Linked DNA regions of Mus musculus: region 2 is linked to region 1. Evidence: chromatin loops called from intact Hi-C (ENCODE). Cell type or tissue: left cerebral cortex. All regions are shown on one strand. Links, peaks and the distances in the headings refer to the core of each region. The heading gives the core; the rest is flanking DNA.

What was found. A loop is a pair of places that touch in the nucleus more often than their neighbours do. Peaks named below come from ENCODE experiments on the same cell type or tissue, not always from the same donor. Only the 100,000 strongest peaks of a DNase experiment are listed, where the experiment ranks them.
Region 2: a loop joins it to region 1, with 7 times the contacts of the local background. A loop is called at or near these places in 3 of 42 quality-filtered maps.

The regions. Positions count from the first base shown.
Region 1 is chr5:113,010,640-113,018,964 of GRCm38, forward strand. Grk3 (G protein-coupled receptor kinase 3) reads right to left here and starts at 4,899. Exons shown (of 21, transcript NM_177078.4): 1 at 4,728-4,899. The coding sequence starts at 4,840. In left cerebral cortex, for the core only: a CTCF peak has its summit at 3,949; DNase peaks (open chromatin) are centred at 973, 3,694, 4,062, 4,315 and 2 more places; H3K4me3 peaks cover 2,472 bases; H3K27ac peaks cover 3,094 bases.
Region 2 is chr5:112,959,122-112,967,446 of GRCm38, forward strand. It overlaps Grk3 (G protein-coupled receptor kinase 3), which reads right to left. Exons shown (of 21, transcript NM_177078.4): 5 at 7,791-7,865; 6 at 2,466-2,527. Among named protein-coding and RNA genes, the nearest start is that of Grk3, 52 kb to the right of the region's middle. In left cerebral cortex, for the core only: no CTCF peak of the experiment used is centred there; no DNase peak of the experiment used is centred there.

The DNA.
Region 1 (8,325 bases), core at 75-8,074:
CACTGGAGTTCGTCACTTCTGTTCCAATTGCCAGTGTCCACGGAGTGATGGAGGGATGGGAAGACAGCCATACTCACAGCGCGCCATTCCCCAACAGTAGTCTCCGCCCCTCATTCTTTTCTAATAAGAAAAGGTTCTTTGGGAATGGTGATTATATTAAGATTGAAGCTAAAGACATTATCTTCCCCCTTTTTAACTTTTTTCCTAGAAATGGAGGAGGGGAAAAAGGCATCTTGACCACAGCCCCTCACGCTCCTTGTGGGGAACAGGGAACCACCTGCAGGCTTCCTTAATCATAATTACCTTCCTCAGAGGCCCCCAGAGAAGGCTGCTGCTCTCTCACAGCCTCCGAGGACACTCCCGATATCCCAAAGCCACAACCTTCCTCCAAATTAAAAGCAGAAAGTTTCATCCATTCCCTACCAAGTAAGAAGCGAGGTGGTTTGCTGTTCTGTTCAACTGTGGCAGACAGTGGTGAACCGCTCAGTGGGTAGAATGAGGCACCTGGCTCCACTCCCTACATCTTGCATCCCTCATCTTGGATCCTGTGAATGCCTACCTGCCCTCCCTTCCCTGGTCTTCTTGAGCATGGATCCCTCTGAGGAAAAATGAGAATGCTGTGCCCACCTGCTGTAGCTACCGTGGCAACACTTGATGGTGCCCAGACCTGGCAAAGGAGATGTTCCCAGTAATGTTGGTCCCTAAGTCATGATGTAGCAAATAACTTTGCTTTGTCTGGGTTCTAGGGGTCTCCAGGAGAAAAACTTCCCATTGCTTCCAATCTCACTTCTACCCCTTGACATCCATCCACCACCCATCTGCTGACAGAGACTCTCGCTGCATCTCCCTCCAGCCTTGACATCCCTCCCTGAGTTTTATGGCTGTCTTTCAAGGGAGTCTGGCGAAGCTTCATGAGAGTTCTGAGCAAGTGCTTCAAAAGGCTGTCTCTAAGAACAGATAGATCATCGAATCGGGGACTGCCTGTACTTCAAAGACACACTCGCGCTCGCGGGGCTCTGATTTAAAGCATCTCACAGTGTTCCACCGGGCAGGTCCTTGTCTCAAATTGGTTGCTCCAGAATATCCGTTTCCAAGAACCCCCAGCTGCAAGCAGCCCTTGCTTGCCTCTCCAAGCCACTGGCACAAATTAACTGAGACCAGGAATGAGCTAATAATGGAAATGTCAGTACAAATTTGCCTTTCCCATTTGTGTCCCTTCCTCCCCTTAGAATGACTCCTGTCACAAACAAAACACCTTCTTCCCAGGCTCTTTGGGTTGGTTTGTGGCTCTGTGGATGGGAAGCTTGCGGAGAGCCACCACCTTGCTCCTTCCCATCCCTCGAAGCCCTTACAGCCCTTATCCCATTCTTCCATGTTTGGTTGTGTGCACAGAACAAAGCCAGGGGGAAGTCCTAAAGGTTGAACAAGGAAGGCTCTCTCCAGTGACCACAGCGTGAAAGGGCAGATGGCCACACCCTTTCCAGGTCGGTCACAGGAGTAGCCTGACACACAGGAGTCATGAACAGCCTTGACACTTAAGCGTTGCCAAGCCTGGACAACTGATTCACAAGTCACGAGAAAGCACTTCACAACCATAATGTGTTCCACGAATACAGAACCAGAGAGTGCAAACGATGCCTGCCCAGGTCCACCCCCCAAGTCTCTCCTATCAGACGACTCTCCGGATAAGCTATACAGTGCATCAGTACTTCCCCATACCAGCTTCTGAGAAATGGGTCCAGAATGGCTACCAATTTAGGGTCAGAAACAATAAACAGGCAGGGGAGATGGCTTAAGAAGTAAACCAAGGGTGTGAGTCCCTGAGACCGATCCCTGGAACCCACAGAAGAATGGACAAGGTAGTATTTGTCTGTAATTTCAGTGTTACTGTTACAGCAAGATGGCAGATAGGGACAGGAAAAAGCCAGAAGCGTGTGGGTCAACTGTTCCATTCATGAACAAGACGTCCCAGCATAAACAAGACATGACTCAGACAAGCTGGGCAGTGTGGACCGATGGCCACAGTTGTCCTTTAATTTCTACACATCCTAGGCAAACCCATGGCTCAAGCTGTGTTCTTTCTGCTCCCGCAGTTATTGGCCTGAATGATTGACAAGAGCTGTCTCCCAGTGGAAAGCCCAACACTGTTAGCATCCACTAAACAGAATGGGTCTCAGGGGAACACGTGACCTTCAACCCAACTCCCTTCAGCCATGTGTGACTTCAAGTCAACTCAGTAACATTGTGTTCGAGAAAGGTTATCAGAGAAATGGACCCAGTGCGAAGAGCTGTCTTAGCCATGGCGGGACTTAGAAACGGACTCCCTGGGCCTTCGCCCATGAGTTAGACCCAGTTTCATCAGAACCACGGTCTACAAAGCCAGTTCATTCTCATCCCCACAGCAGACAAAGGACACAGTATATAAACACCCTGGCTAATGGGGCTGCAAGGGTCATGGCCCCCACCTTCAATGGGCCCCATTATCAGCTCCATCAGCTCAACAAATGTTTGGGTGGACTAAAGAGATGTGATTTGACCGCCTTCAGAGGATTTACACCCACCGGCCTGTTAATTGAATCATGTGTCAATGTAACAAAACATTTGCTTCTTGCCTCCTCACGGGAGGCTAAGTCTTCCCTTGTGCCTGATGTTCCAGGAAGAGAGGCTGGACCGGAAGACCTGTCTTGTTGTAATGAGTGAGATACGGTCGTCTGTTGAAGACTGGGAAGAGGCGAAGTCACCGAGAGAAGGAAGCACAAAAAAGACTGGGGGTGACCAGATAATTAGTTAGAAATTAAAAAAAAAAATCAATAGTGAACGACCAAGGGGCAAGTTCAAATGCACCATCCCCTCTTCCAACAGCCAAGTCCTTACAAGGAACCAGGATCGTCTGTGGTTGAGTTGTTGGTTATTGCTTGGGGGCTGAAGCCACTGAGACAAACAGGCAACAGACTAGACTCCTGGAGCGGGGGACAGATGGTCTAATTCAAGAGTCTACCTGAAAAAACAGCTACAGAACAGCGGTCCTCAAAGGACCCCACCCTAACTTGATGCTCCCTTAGACGTTCCTCAACCTCAGGACTCACAGGCTCAGCCACACCACATCTCCTTTGAAACAAAGTATCACCAAAGACCTTGTCAAAGCAGAGGGGTATTGTACAGAGAAGTGAGGGCCTTGGGCGCTAGGGTGTGCAGCCAAGAGCAAGCAAGCATGCACAGAGCAGCCCAGCTAGGTTAAAAACACCAAGAAAAAAAATGATGATGAGCGGACAGACATTCCTAATTTTAGTCATCTTATATACTCCCTCTCCCATAAAGCTCCCTATGAGTTGTGATTTGTTGGTTTTATATATAGAAACCATACATAGTTAAGATTCCCTGCCCCTCACAGGGTGGGGGCAGAGGGAAGGGAAGAGAGAATGGAATGAAGCTTTTTCATGTCCCCCTTCCCAATGGGGAAAGTTTTCTACTGAAGCTTGCTTGGTTGTGACTTGGGGAGCCCTGGGTCTGGTCCCTCCCACTTACTGAAGATTTCAATCAAGTCCTGTTTTCAGTGAGTCTCAGACAGGCTGAACTCCAGGAAGGCAAGCACTGTCCAGTCCACCCAAGTGTCCCCTTGTGCCTGCTCCACTCCGCAAGGAGCAACACACCCCCCAAAAAAAACAGCGAAGGGCCAAGGCTTGCAAGGGAAGGCAAGCCAAAAATACCCAGCCAGCGCAGCTGTGTGTACAGTGTGACTCTTCCTAGCAAACACGGCACGGGGATTTGATGTTTCCTGGATCACGGGGCTCACAAACACGATCGGGAAAAAAAATAATAATCTGACCATTGTTCGGTATTGAAAGGTTCTCTGAGGGCTATGCATACTGCTAAGGAGACAGACGGTTTACCTGGCGTGTGTGAAGCCCTGGGTCCCATCTCCAGGACCTCAAAAAATTAGACGAGTAAATGTGTATATTTTCTCTCACATGAAGGTAGGTAACACTGCCGCCACATGGGCGTGTCACGCTTGACCATTTGAAAGGGGATGCAGCTTTGGTTTAGAGCCTTACAGAATTGCATGGTTCAGGGGTGGCTGTAAAGTCCGAGCCAATTTTTTCATCAACTCAAGGAAGCCACACCAGCTAAGCAACTGGCAGTGGGGTCAATTAAGAAGTGACACACAGCCCCACTCTGGAACACCGCCTAGAACTCCCCGGGACAAGTACAGCTCTAAGAGGCCATCACACCTCAGAAAAATCAATAATAAATCAGTCGTGATATTAAGAGCAACTTGGCAGCGAGCGGCCAGCCGGAGCCGGTGCAGCGGGAACCTCCAGTCTTGCAAGACCAGGCTAGGCTCAAGTGGCTCTCCTGTCATCCTTCCCAGAAAGGGCAGGCCGCCAGGGGTCCAAGTTGAGGAAAGTGGCTCAGGTAATGGCGCTGGTGACAGAACTGAGAACTCAAGGTCTACTTACTACTGCAAGGGGCCAGAGGACAGGGGCAGGGGGGCTGAGAGACAGACAGCCCTGCAACCAGCCTGGGACAGCGGGACGGAGGGGACTGGCGGGCGGACCAGAAAAGGAGGGAGAGGACCAGAGGGGACAAGAGGGGACTGGAGGGAACTGGCGGGGGAGGGGGGGGAGGGGGAAGGTGAGGGAGAGGACCAGGAGGGATCCGGAAGGGACCTGAGAGGGAGGGAAAGAACCGAAGGAGACTGGATAGGGCGGAGAGGGCCAGAGCAGTACCTGGGCTCCGGCAGGACGACCTTCTTGCTGGCGCGCGCGGCCGGCGCCGTCTTGCTCTTCTCCATGGCCATCAGGTAGCTGACGTCGGCCAGCACGGCCTCCAGGTCCGCCATGGCGGCTCCGCAGCTCCCGCCGCCCCGACGGGGCCACGGCGCGCCCGACGCGCGACCCCGACGCGGACCCCGACGCACCGCCCCTTCCGCGGCTCCGCGCCCCAGCCCGGCGCGCCCCCAACCGTCCGCGGCCACGCGCTCCTGACCCAGCCTCTCAGGCACCAGGGACTTCCTCTCCCTCCTCCTCTCCCTCTCCCTCCTCCTCTCTTCTCTCTCCTCTCCTCCTTTTCCTCTCTTTCTCACCCTTAGCTCTCTAAGCACAGTCCAGATGCCCAGTACTGAGTGGACACTCCAGGAGGTCTCCAATAGCACACTGTCCTGGAGAGGACGCTTCAAGAGGTATCCTGGAGTAGTCCCACCTGCTCTTTCGAATGATTGCCAAATAGAGGTCAGAGCTACAGCAGGGGGTGTCTCCAGCCATTAGCCCCACCCTAGACCTCCCTCTGAGAACCAAGCCAAGAGACACCAGCATAGAAGAGAAAGTTGCTTGGCTCCCGCCATGCAGGGTGAAGTGGGGTGAGAGTCCTGCCCTGGAGCAGCGCTGTCCCAGGGGACCCAGTTGATGGAAGCACTCTAGGTTCAAGGTCATAACTGGCTTGCATTCAGGTGAAAGGCCTCAGGGTGTGTGTCCAGTTGGGGGGCGGGGGGGTTAAGGTATCCTAGCTTCTGCAGGCTCTCTACCAACTCAAGAACCACAAGAGGAAGTGCCCCTATGAGAGTGCAGAGCCTCCTGGGTTTTCAGGGAAGTGGAAGGGCTGAGACTTGATTCTGGGCAGTAGGGAATTCCCAACCCTGCCTAGGTCACTATTTCATTTCTCTGCAGCTGGGCACAGGGGTCCACATTCAAAATCCATGTGGTACCTGTTAAGGGATCAGGAAATCTGCAGACATCATAAGCTTGCAGGGCCTTTATCCAAATTGCCATACATCACTGTGAACCCGGGATTGGCCAGGGTTAGAGTGAACTGTTGGGGGTTTACAGTCACGTTTTTTGATTAGTTCTCCTGCTTTTGTTTTCTGTCTATTCTGTTTCCCAAAGGACTAGTTTTACCAGAAGTTTCTCAATCCCCAAGGCACAGTATTTAGAGGGACTAGAAAAGGTATAGGTGGGAAGGGGTGGGAACATCCTGAAGGAGTTGGGTCTGCCACAGACAGCCCACATCACCGCTATAGTGCCCACTGTATAATGGGGCAGAGACAGGGAGAGCCAAGCCTTCAGTTGAATTTGCCAGTTCCATTCACTTTTTCACCCAAATATGGGAGCATAGATGCCTTGTCTACCCAGTGAGGAGAGAGGGGTAAGTTCCCCCCAAAACACATTGCTCCTTCATGTCTGAATATTGTTTCTTCCAAAATGTTGTTGTTGTTTTTTTTAATCATCTGGGATCCTCAGATGATCAGATAACAAATAACCCTCCCACCTTCCCCATTTTTGATTGATTGATTGATTGATTGATTGATTGATTTTGGTCCTTTTTGACCTAGTAAGATTTTTTTTGTCTTGTCATGTTCCTTTTCCAAGTTGTGGTAGGTAGTAAGTTATGAAGACAGCCACATTCAAACCTTTAGTCTATGCTAAAAGGCTGAGAGAAATCAGGGGCAAGGTCCCAGCTTTCTGTGGCTCTGTCCTCATGAGTAATGAGACCAGTTCTTTTGAGTAAACAGAGGGGGAGGGCAGCATCTAGAGCTGTACCTTGGGATGGGAAGTGCAGGCCACATAATAATGAGGAACTGAGTTCAACTGTCAGAGCCCACATAGAGTGCATGGGGACACATGCTTGGAACCCCAACACCAGGAAGACAAGATGGGGGGAGCCCCGGGGCTCAGCAGCAGGCCAGCCTAGCTGAACTCATGATTTCTAGATCATTAAGAGAGCAAGTGTCAGAAAACAAGATGAGAGGCAGACAAAGTAGCCTACCAAGTAAGGGTTCTTGCCATAAGTGTGGAGTTTCGTCCCCAAGATCCCCTTGGAGGCAGAAGAGAGCGAACATGTGGAAGGTGTGCCTGACCTATGCATGCGTGTACTCGCACAGTAAATAAATGTAATTTTTTTAGAAGTTCCAAATGGGAAATAACACCCAAGTTTGTCATGTGGCCTGCTCAGGTGCACACACACACACACACACACACATACACACAAACATGCACACACAATGCACACACAGGCACCTACACAATACACACATATGCACACACAATGCACACATGCACACACAATGCCCATTTACATACACACACAGGTACCCACACAATGCATGCACACACAGGCATCTACACATGCACACACAATGCACACACATGTACACACACAGGTTCACACACAGTGGACACGCATATACGGGCAAGCACCTTGCCTGACACCTAGCAGATCCTCCGCCAAGATCACCTCCTTTTCTACTCTCACTTGGCCCATGCTGGAGAAGATTCCAAACCAGCAACTCACAGTTACACACTGAAGCAGGAAGACCCCCTTACCAAAAATAACTTCTCCCTAGGGCATTTCGAGGATCCAAAAATGGCAACAGTGATGTCCATTTATAAACACAGGCGATTGCTTTTCTAACAGAGGGAACAGCGTGTCCAAAACATGTCTGTGTTTCTGAAGCCCCTCACTGTGTAGGTCAGCTGACCTCATGCCCAGGTACCACTTCTGGACGTAGTAGTTGGCAGCCCACTCTGGCTTCCCTCTGCTGGTTCCTGCCCCTCTGTCATAGCTGGGGTCTTTCAATGTGATGCAGTTTTTTTCATGCTCACCGAAAACAGAAGGTATGGATGACACTGACACAGTTGTCATAGCTGAGCCTCAGACTCCTGTCACTAGACAGCATCCTCGCCAGCCTGCAGTCTCTAGAAAGATACAGAAAACAAATCACCACCCACGTGTGTGCTCGGTGGGCAGGACTCGCTGGCAAACCATACCAACCCAGCCCCCTCCACCCCCAGAGGACCAAAGCGCTCAGAGCACAAGCTGCTTTTGAGAATTGCCAGAACTCCAGGGTTCCCGCATGGTTCAAAGCATGCTCACTCTCTCTTCCCCCCACGTTGTATCTTTAGGGGAGATGTGGCCAAGACTGGCATATTCAGGACATGGCTCTCAGGATGGCAAGAGGTCTCCATGGGTAAAGTTCCATCCCTGGGAGCCACGTGGTGGAAATAGGTAACACACACACACACACACACACACACAGAGAGAGAGAGAGAGAGAGAGAGAGAGAGAGAGAGAGAGAGAGAGAGAGAGAGAGACTAGCGAATGTGAAAACATACTTCTGGCCCACCAGAGTATATTCTAATAACAGCCTCTGAGGAAAAAAGCTAAGGAGAGAACTAGCTGGCTTTCTTTCTTGGTCTGAGCTTTCGGAGCTTGTCAGGATGCCACACATAATCTCTGGGTGTTGATTCCTGAAGGAAGTGCCTGCAGACTGAAAAGATCCTCACAGGATCGAAATCTACTCAGATTGGAAGAGTTTGAAATCAGTAGATATGC
Region 2 (8,325 bases), core at 140-8,139, 51 kb before region 1:
TATTCTGCCCCCTGAGCTGACCAGAACACGAAGGTTGGTTGTAAATGTGTCAGACCCTGTCGAGTCCAGACTCTGAAAAGAGGAGAGTCCCAAAGGTTTATGCTTCCACATGAACCAGTGCATTCCTGGAATGTGAGCCTCGTAGAGATGTTGAAGGGCCAGAGGGAGACCCTCTAAAGCCCATTTTTAGGTTCAAGGGGAAAGTTGCTATGTGCTCGAAAAGACCAACTCGGATTTGGGTCCCTGGCATCGGAAACCCTTTATTTGGGGTCTGCTTAGTGATCCCTGGGGTTTGTGTGTGTGTGTGTGTGTGTGTGTGTGTGCATGTGTGTGCACATGTGTGCATAGCAGTTAGCAACATAAGCTTTCTCCTAGGATGCTGACCCCTGTGACTTTATAAGATTTCCTGCCCCCTCCCTTCTGTGCCCCACCTAGACACAGAATGCAAACCTCTTGGGACCGGGCCTTTGGCAGCCAGAGCCCAAGGCCCTCAGGAGGTCCCTTGGATGTGGGAGGGGCTCAGGCTCCCCATTTAAAGAACCTTGAATTCTGTGTTTTTATAAGGAGTCAGTCAGGAACTAGGAGAGATGCAACTTCTGGTCCTCCTCACTCCTCCTCCCCTCCCTTCCTCTGCCCCTCCCTCCTTTCCCTCCTCCACTTCTTCCTTCCTTGCTTCCCCTTTCTCTCTCCTTTCTCTGGCTGTAAGGATTGAATCCAGAGCCCTGTACTGGTCAGCGAGGCATTCTACCACCACGCTGCACTACCCCAGCCCACATTCTGCATTTCTCCTGGACCTCTGTAATAAGAACACCACACCAACATCCTGCTCATTAATGACTAAGCAAACATAGTAATGTTAAGAAGGAAGGTAGACATGTGTCCACTGAGTCCATTTGTCTTTTGGGTTATTTAGAACAGAAGTGGACATCTCTAGGGACCAGGGGCCTTTGGCAACCAGAGCCCAAGGCTCTCAGGTCAGAGGGTAAACCTTGGATGTGGGAAGGGCTCAGGATCACCTGCTGCCACCCCAGCACTGATTCTGAGGCTCAGGACAAGAGGGCCATTGTGTCAGCTGGGCTCCCAAGCCTCCCTGCTCTCAGCTTCTGTGTCCCCCGGAAGCATCAGGGAGCCACAGCCACACTGTTGAGGTTTCTCCTGCTTCCAGAGAGATGGCAGGGCTCACAGGAAAGCCCTCAAGCCTTTAGTGCCCCACCCACCTGCCTGCACAGCTCTGGTGATGTTCAAGGCTTTCCAAACCCAAGCTCCACACTCAGCAAGCCTTTCTTTCTTTCTTTCTTTCTTTCTTTCTTTCTTTCTTTCTTTCTTTCTTCCTTCCTTCCTTCCTTCCTTCCTTCCCTTATCCTTCCTTTCTTTCTTTCTTTCTTTCTTTCTTTCTTTCTTTCTTTCTTTCTTTCTTTCTTTCTTTTCTTTCTTTCTTTTTTGTTTCTTTGTTTCTTTCTCCTTTTACTTTGAGAATTCCAACTAAAATGTTGCAATGCAAATTGATTTTCAAAGTAATTTACTTACCTATAACTTGAACTGTTTTCATACCCTAGGGTGTGTGTGGGTGTGTGTTTGTGTGTATGTGTGTGTTACCTACAAAGCAAGTCACACCTCTAGCATCCCATGATGAAGGGTCACCAACTCTTGAGGTAAAGACAGACCAGGCTCAAGGCATGGAACAAGTAGAACCCAGTCACACAAGACTAACATGGACTCTGAGGTGCAAGCCAGATTTGAGAAATCTAGGCAGTGGGGCTGGCCCTGGATGAGGCCGAGTCTCAGCACTGAGCCAGCATTCCTCCCTGGCTTCACTGAGCCTCTTTCCAGAGCTTTCTGCTGGCCCCAGGATCACATATATGAATGTCAGTCAGTCCCCAAGATGCTGACTGCATTCCAGGATAAACTATCTCTCCATTCTAGTTGAACCACAACCCACGCAGTCAAGTGGAACACACACAGGGGGCTGCTCTCAGAGGCTTGGAGCCCTGCGTGCAAACTGACTTGGAGACACATGCATAAACAGCTCAAGGGGAGCTGACCAATTTCAGAGTATCAGATGACACACTACTCTGCAGCCTGGAAACCCAGGGAGATGAATTCATTAAGTGTGCAAACAATGCCCGTGAGTGCACAGTCTGTCCTCTTCCTGCTTGGCCCTTGCCTTGGGAGATGTGTCTCAAGATCCTAAGATGTGAATCAGATAAAACACAGTCACCGTGTCGAATTAGCAAAGGCTTCCCTTATCATCCTTGTAAAATGGAAGTTCTCCAGACTGTCTCAATTTTAGAACAAGCTGAAGTAGAATGTGGGGTCAGGGGCTACATACCCCAGAGATACAACATAAAGCATCAAGGAGGAAGTGTGACAAAGGGCTGGGTTGGGGTCCCCAGAAAGGAAGGTCTGTGGAGGGATAAAGCAGCACACACCAGGGCAATGTATCGCGCACACACCAAGCTGCATACCTTTCCATAAACTTTTGGAAAATATCCCCACGAAGGCTTTCACAGATTTCTTCTATGTATGGCTGCAAAGAAAGAAAGGACACCATGTAAATAGGAATGAATCAGAGAAAGGGCACTTGCCAATGGCCTCGAGCCTGAGATGAGTAACCGTGCTACCCGAGATGCTGGCCACGGGATGCTGGCCATAGGATGCTGGCCACAGGATGCTGCCCCCAAGCTTGTCTCTCTTGCTATCACCACAGCATGACCCGGCTCATTCCAGGATTATCATCTCCTTAGCTCCTACTGCATTGCACACAGCTCTTCATGAGCTGCTGTCTTAACTTCCTTATTGGCTCCCTGAGTCACTTAAAGGGTCCCCGCCCTTAGCTATGGGGCCCTCTGTCACCATCTTGGAATTCAGACTAATTTCCGAAAAGGGGGTCGCGTGTTTACATTTGGCCCTGTGAGTGAGTTTCCCAGCATGCTTTGCTATGTGCCTTGTCCATGTAGACTGAGTTTTAAAGACCGGAAGCTGATAGGCCCACGGTTAATTGTTCTAATTGGCCATGTTATTAATTAATTAATGTTATAGCTTTTAGACTCAGAAGAGGGAGGGAGGCTGTGGGGCTCAGCAGGCGTGGTCAGGGCTTCTAATGAGTACCCTGGGAGATGCAGAGAGCTCCCAGTTCCTCAAGTGGGGATCGACCACTCTCTGTCTCAGCTCTGCTCCTCTTCGCACTGAACAAACAGCCAGGATTTCTGTCCTACACACTCCAGTTGACAACAAGAAGCTGGCGGGTGGCCACGCTTCAGAGTTCACCAGAGTCCATTAGATCTTTTGGGAAAATATCTTGATATGTTTGATGCATTAGATGATGGGAAATTTAACCCTTTCAGTGTCTTCCTTCACTCAGCATATATCAAAACAAATAGAGACGGCAGGAGAAGGGGGTGTCCTGGCAGCAAGAAGCTCAGATGGGGACTTGGTCATGAGGTCCCATGTTCCTCCAATAGACTTTCTCCACAGGGAATGGTGTGCTCATTCCTAGTTAACGTTTCTGTTCCATCAAACGCTCCATTCTTCCTAGCAATGAAGGAGCAGCCAAGCCTCTCTAGGACCCACGGCCTGGCCACGTTTTAACAAATCAAACCTGAGCTTGTAACTACTGATTGCCAACCCAAGAAGATCAAGAATTGCCATGGAGACAGATATCCCAGTATCTGTCTGTGAGGGAAGAGCCACGTTGGTGCAGGGAGTGGCTCCATTGCAGGAGCCGCAGCTTCTGCCCCTCTTGGCCTCCTGACTATAGACTCCTCCGCTATAACACCTTCTCTACCACGGTGGCTGTGTCACCGTGGACTGCAAACCCAACAAACCCTTCTATACTTAGGTGGATTTTGTCAGGTACTTTATAGAACCAACACACGTGCGCACACACACACACACACACACACACACACACACACACTCTCACACATGCACTCTCACATGAGCACACACAAACACATACTACTTATACACACTCACATATGCACACACATAAACATGCACACACAAGCATGCACACACACACTCATACACATAAACATGCATGCACACACAAACACTACTCACATGTGTGCACATATGTACACACACATACATTCACTCTCACATGTGCACACACACACACACACACACACACACACACCAGTGAAAGGAGACAAAGCCAGCATTCAGCAGAGGGGGTGAGAGCACACATTCCTACTAAGATCCGCAGTTACCCTAATCTGTAAAAGTGGGAAGTCATATCTAACAAACAAAAACCAAGTAAATGAAATTAAGAATGTTACCTGTGGAGCACAGGGCGGAGCACCTTTTAGTCACCCGACAGCCAGGCCCTTCTCCCACTTTCAGCCAGGCCCTTTTGGCAGTCAGGTCCCTCTCCTATGTCTAGCTAGGCCCCTCTCTCAGGTCCAAATCTGCCTATGCAATTATTTCTCTCTAAAGCAGATTGGCAAACACAGGAGTATCAATTGATCCCTTTGCACTGACTTTGACACACTGTGTCGTTCTGTAAAGATTGTTACTTCACAAGACAAAGGCCCTCCATCTGTCCATCTAGCCATGCATCCAGTTCATCACTAGACTGGGAAAGTGCAAATGGCACTGAGCCACACGAACAGTCCCATCCTGCTAAACAAACAGCTTGTAGGTGGGTGTGCCCTGGGGCACCCTGATAACATCCTGAGTCTCCGTAATTCTCACGGGTAGTGATCTTGTTTCATTGTTACTGGGGCTAATTGTTAATGGGGAAAGGGGTAACAAGGGTGGAATGTGGTTTGCACATGTCAGGGTCACATGTTGGGAAGCCTGGTTCCCAGCACGGTGATGCTGAACTAAAGGGACCTCCCAGAGGCAGGAGATGGAGAGGCCACCAAGGTGCTCAGAAGGGATGAATACGGTTCTCTGGAGACTCTGCATTCTCAGGAAAGGGTACCTATAAAAGAATAAGCCCCTCCAAGTGTCTCTGGCTTTCTGCCATCTCCAGGAGAAATGCAGCCTAGAAGCTATCAGCAGAAGCTAGCCTGACTGCCGGGGCCTCCACTCCTGCTCTTGGACACAGTATCCCAAATGGCTAATATAAAGAAATAATTAATAACAAAGAGTTAAATAGACAAAGAGTTAAATTAAAACTCTTTACTGCAAGCAGTCACTGTTGGCTCTTGAAGATAAATCTTACTTAATGCTGTATTTCATTTCCCTCATGGGAACCTCAAGTGACATGCCGTGTAGTCTGTGGTACAATCCAGCAATGTCAGTGTGACTGGCTATGGGCTATATGTGGGAATCAGTTGAAAACCAAAACACTCACACTATAAATATGGAGACAGCAATTCGGACATCAGCACCACGCTGCTATACTCTAAGGTATCTTACTAGCATTTTGTCTAGGCCCCATCCAACAGTTACCTGCCAATAGCCAGGTGTGCCTGACTCCCTCGAAAAGGGGCTGCTTGCCCATCTCTCTCTCTCTCTCTCTCTCTCTCTCTCTCTCTCTCTCTCTCTCTCATATTCTCTCTCTCTCTCCCTTCTCTGCCTCTACTATCCTCTCAACTCCCCTCCCCATGCCCTAAATAAACTCTACTCTATACAATACTGAGGGAAGGGATGCCTCAGCATGGGCCAAAGGAGACAGCCCCTTCCTCCACATTTGTCTGCACATTCACCAAACATAATCCTTCTCTCCTCTCCTTAATTTTTTATAAAACACAACATATCTGGTCTCAGCTTTCATCTGAGGAACGGTGGGAAGGGCAGGCCGGTTGCAAAGCACTCTGTAGGTGCCCACCCCACCAAATTTCCAAGCAAATTGGGTTCAGAAGCTCCAAAGTAGGGTGGCAGGCCCAGAACTGAAACATAGACTCTTCCTGTTACCGGCAAGGTAGGGATAAGGACAACATAAAAAGATACTATGTTCCTCCCCTCAGCTACCAGGCTAGGAAATAACAAGGTAGCAGAGAACTAGAATTTCCCCAGGAGTCTCATACTCAGAGGAGGAGGAAAAGGCCGAAGCTCAGAGAAGCCCAGTGCCAGCTGGACTGGAAGAGGAGATGGACTGCAGACTGCGTGATTCTAAGAACTCATCAGAACACAAATGTGATAGACATGACCACAGGACTGCTCAGCTGCGCATATAGCCTAAACTTTATCCTCAGGGCAGGACTCAAACGATGGATGTAGGGGTGGGGCAGATCTCTTCATCCTTTTCTCCAGTGTGGCCGTGCTCCAGAAATTCTCCTCCTCTGTGTTTCACTATTAACTTGGCTTCCATATATTTCTTATTAATGACCAGTAGTCCAGCCCGGCTTGTCAGGGTATCCAGGGCTCTGATTCTAACTCCGGAGACATTCTGGAGTGTGCAGACAGATCCAGCTAATTCCAAGAGGACAGCAGTACCTGACATGCCGCTAGGCTGGTGCCCAGGGTCCGAGAATTACTGACTTTGTTTTGCAGAAGTTTGTCCTGTTCTTTGAACCGGCGAGGCACAATCGCATGTACCTGTAGTGGCTGAGGGGAGATGGTGGATCCAGGAGCTAGCCTGGGTAGCTCACTGTAAAGAAGCTGGTCATCCAATAAGGGATGAGTCTGCTCACTTCACTTTTGAAAATTGATTAATGATCACAGAGACATGAATATATGCTACCTATCTGAGAGTCTGACTGGCTTCACTCCCGTGGCCACCTCTACTGAAAACCTGGGCTGGAAAAGGCTCTCAGCAAAGTTTGGAGCTGAGACAAAAGGATGGACCATCTAGAGACTGCCATATCCAGGGATCCATCCCATAATTAGCCTCCAAACGATGACACCATGGCATACACTAGCAAGCCTTTGTTGCAAGGACCGTGATATAGCTGTCCCTTGTGAGACTAGGCCGGGGCCTAGCAAACACAGAAGTGGATGCTCACAGTCAACTATTGGATAGATCACAGGGCTCCCAATGGAGGAGCTAGAGAAAGTATCCAAGGAGCTAAAGAGATCTGCAACCCTATAGGTGGAACAACATTATGAACTAACCAGTACCCCAGAGCTTTGACTCTAGCTGCATATGTATCAAAAGATGGCCTAGTCGGCCATCAATGGAAAGAGAGGCCCATTGGTCAGGCAAACTTTATATGCCCCAGTACAGGGGAACGCCAGGGGCAAAAAATGGGAATGGGTGGTTAGGGGAGTGGGGGGGGGGAGGGTGTGGGGGACTTTTGGGATAGCATTGGAAATGTAATACGTATAAAAAAAGAGAGAGAGAGAAATTGGTGGCTACAGCAGTCAATAAAGAGCATATTGTCCAAAAAAAAGAAAAAAGAAAAAAAAAAAAAAGAAAAGGCTATCAGGTGAGATGCCAGTCAGCCTATAGAGCAGCAAACACACACAGGCCTGTCACAAGGGGTCAGCTTTCCAAGACTTGGTTCCAACCTTTGTAACGTTCAGGATAGAAGCAGTCAAGCGGTATGCGACCCCAGAGTGCTCAGAGCATCACCTCTAGCTCTGGAACATAAATCTCACTTAATCCGGAGGATAATCACCACAAGCCACATCACCCCCACTTATCACAGACACTGAATGCCAAGCAGGAGGAAGGCTCGGTTCTGTCTTAGCTCAACGGATTTCCAGAACATACACTTACAAGACCACCGCAGCCAAGCAGCCCCTGTCAGGGACATCTGTAAAGCCTGTCAGCACTCACAGTAGGTGGCAGCAAGAGGACCTGCGTGCTCTGAGCAGAGAGCCATGCACATCAGTATGTTAGACGAGCTGAGGAAACATTATCAAGTCTACTAGGGAGGCAAGTGATCTTATCTTACCTGGAAAAGTGTAGCCGTCACCTGTTTCTTGGAGAGATGGCTCTGGACATGTTCTACAGCTTGCTTTGAGAATTGCTTTAAAAAGGAAAAAAGGAAGGAAGGAAGGAAGGAAGGAAGGAAGGAAGGAAGGAAAGGAAAGGAAAGGAAAGGAAAGGAAAGGAAAGGAAAGGAAAGGAAAGGAAAGGAAAGGAAAGGAAAGGAAAGGAAAGGAAAGGAAAGGAAAGGAAAAGAAAAGAAAAGAGCATTTTTTAAAAATTAGGAGGTGGCATATCTGTAGATCATACATTACAACAGATGTCTTACACAGTGGTCCCCTGAGAGTGACCCATGGGCTCTGTGCAGACAATCCAAGCACACATTGTTCTCTGACTATCCAGAGTCCTTCCTTGGGTGCCCAGAATAGACCCCTCAGCAGGTCAAGGTTCCCATGGCAACAGAATGTCAGGAGGCCTCCCACAGCCTATGTATATAACTGTTACCTTCCTTGATGAACAAGTCTACAGATGTAAGCTATCTGCTGTGGAGGAGAAAACAG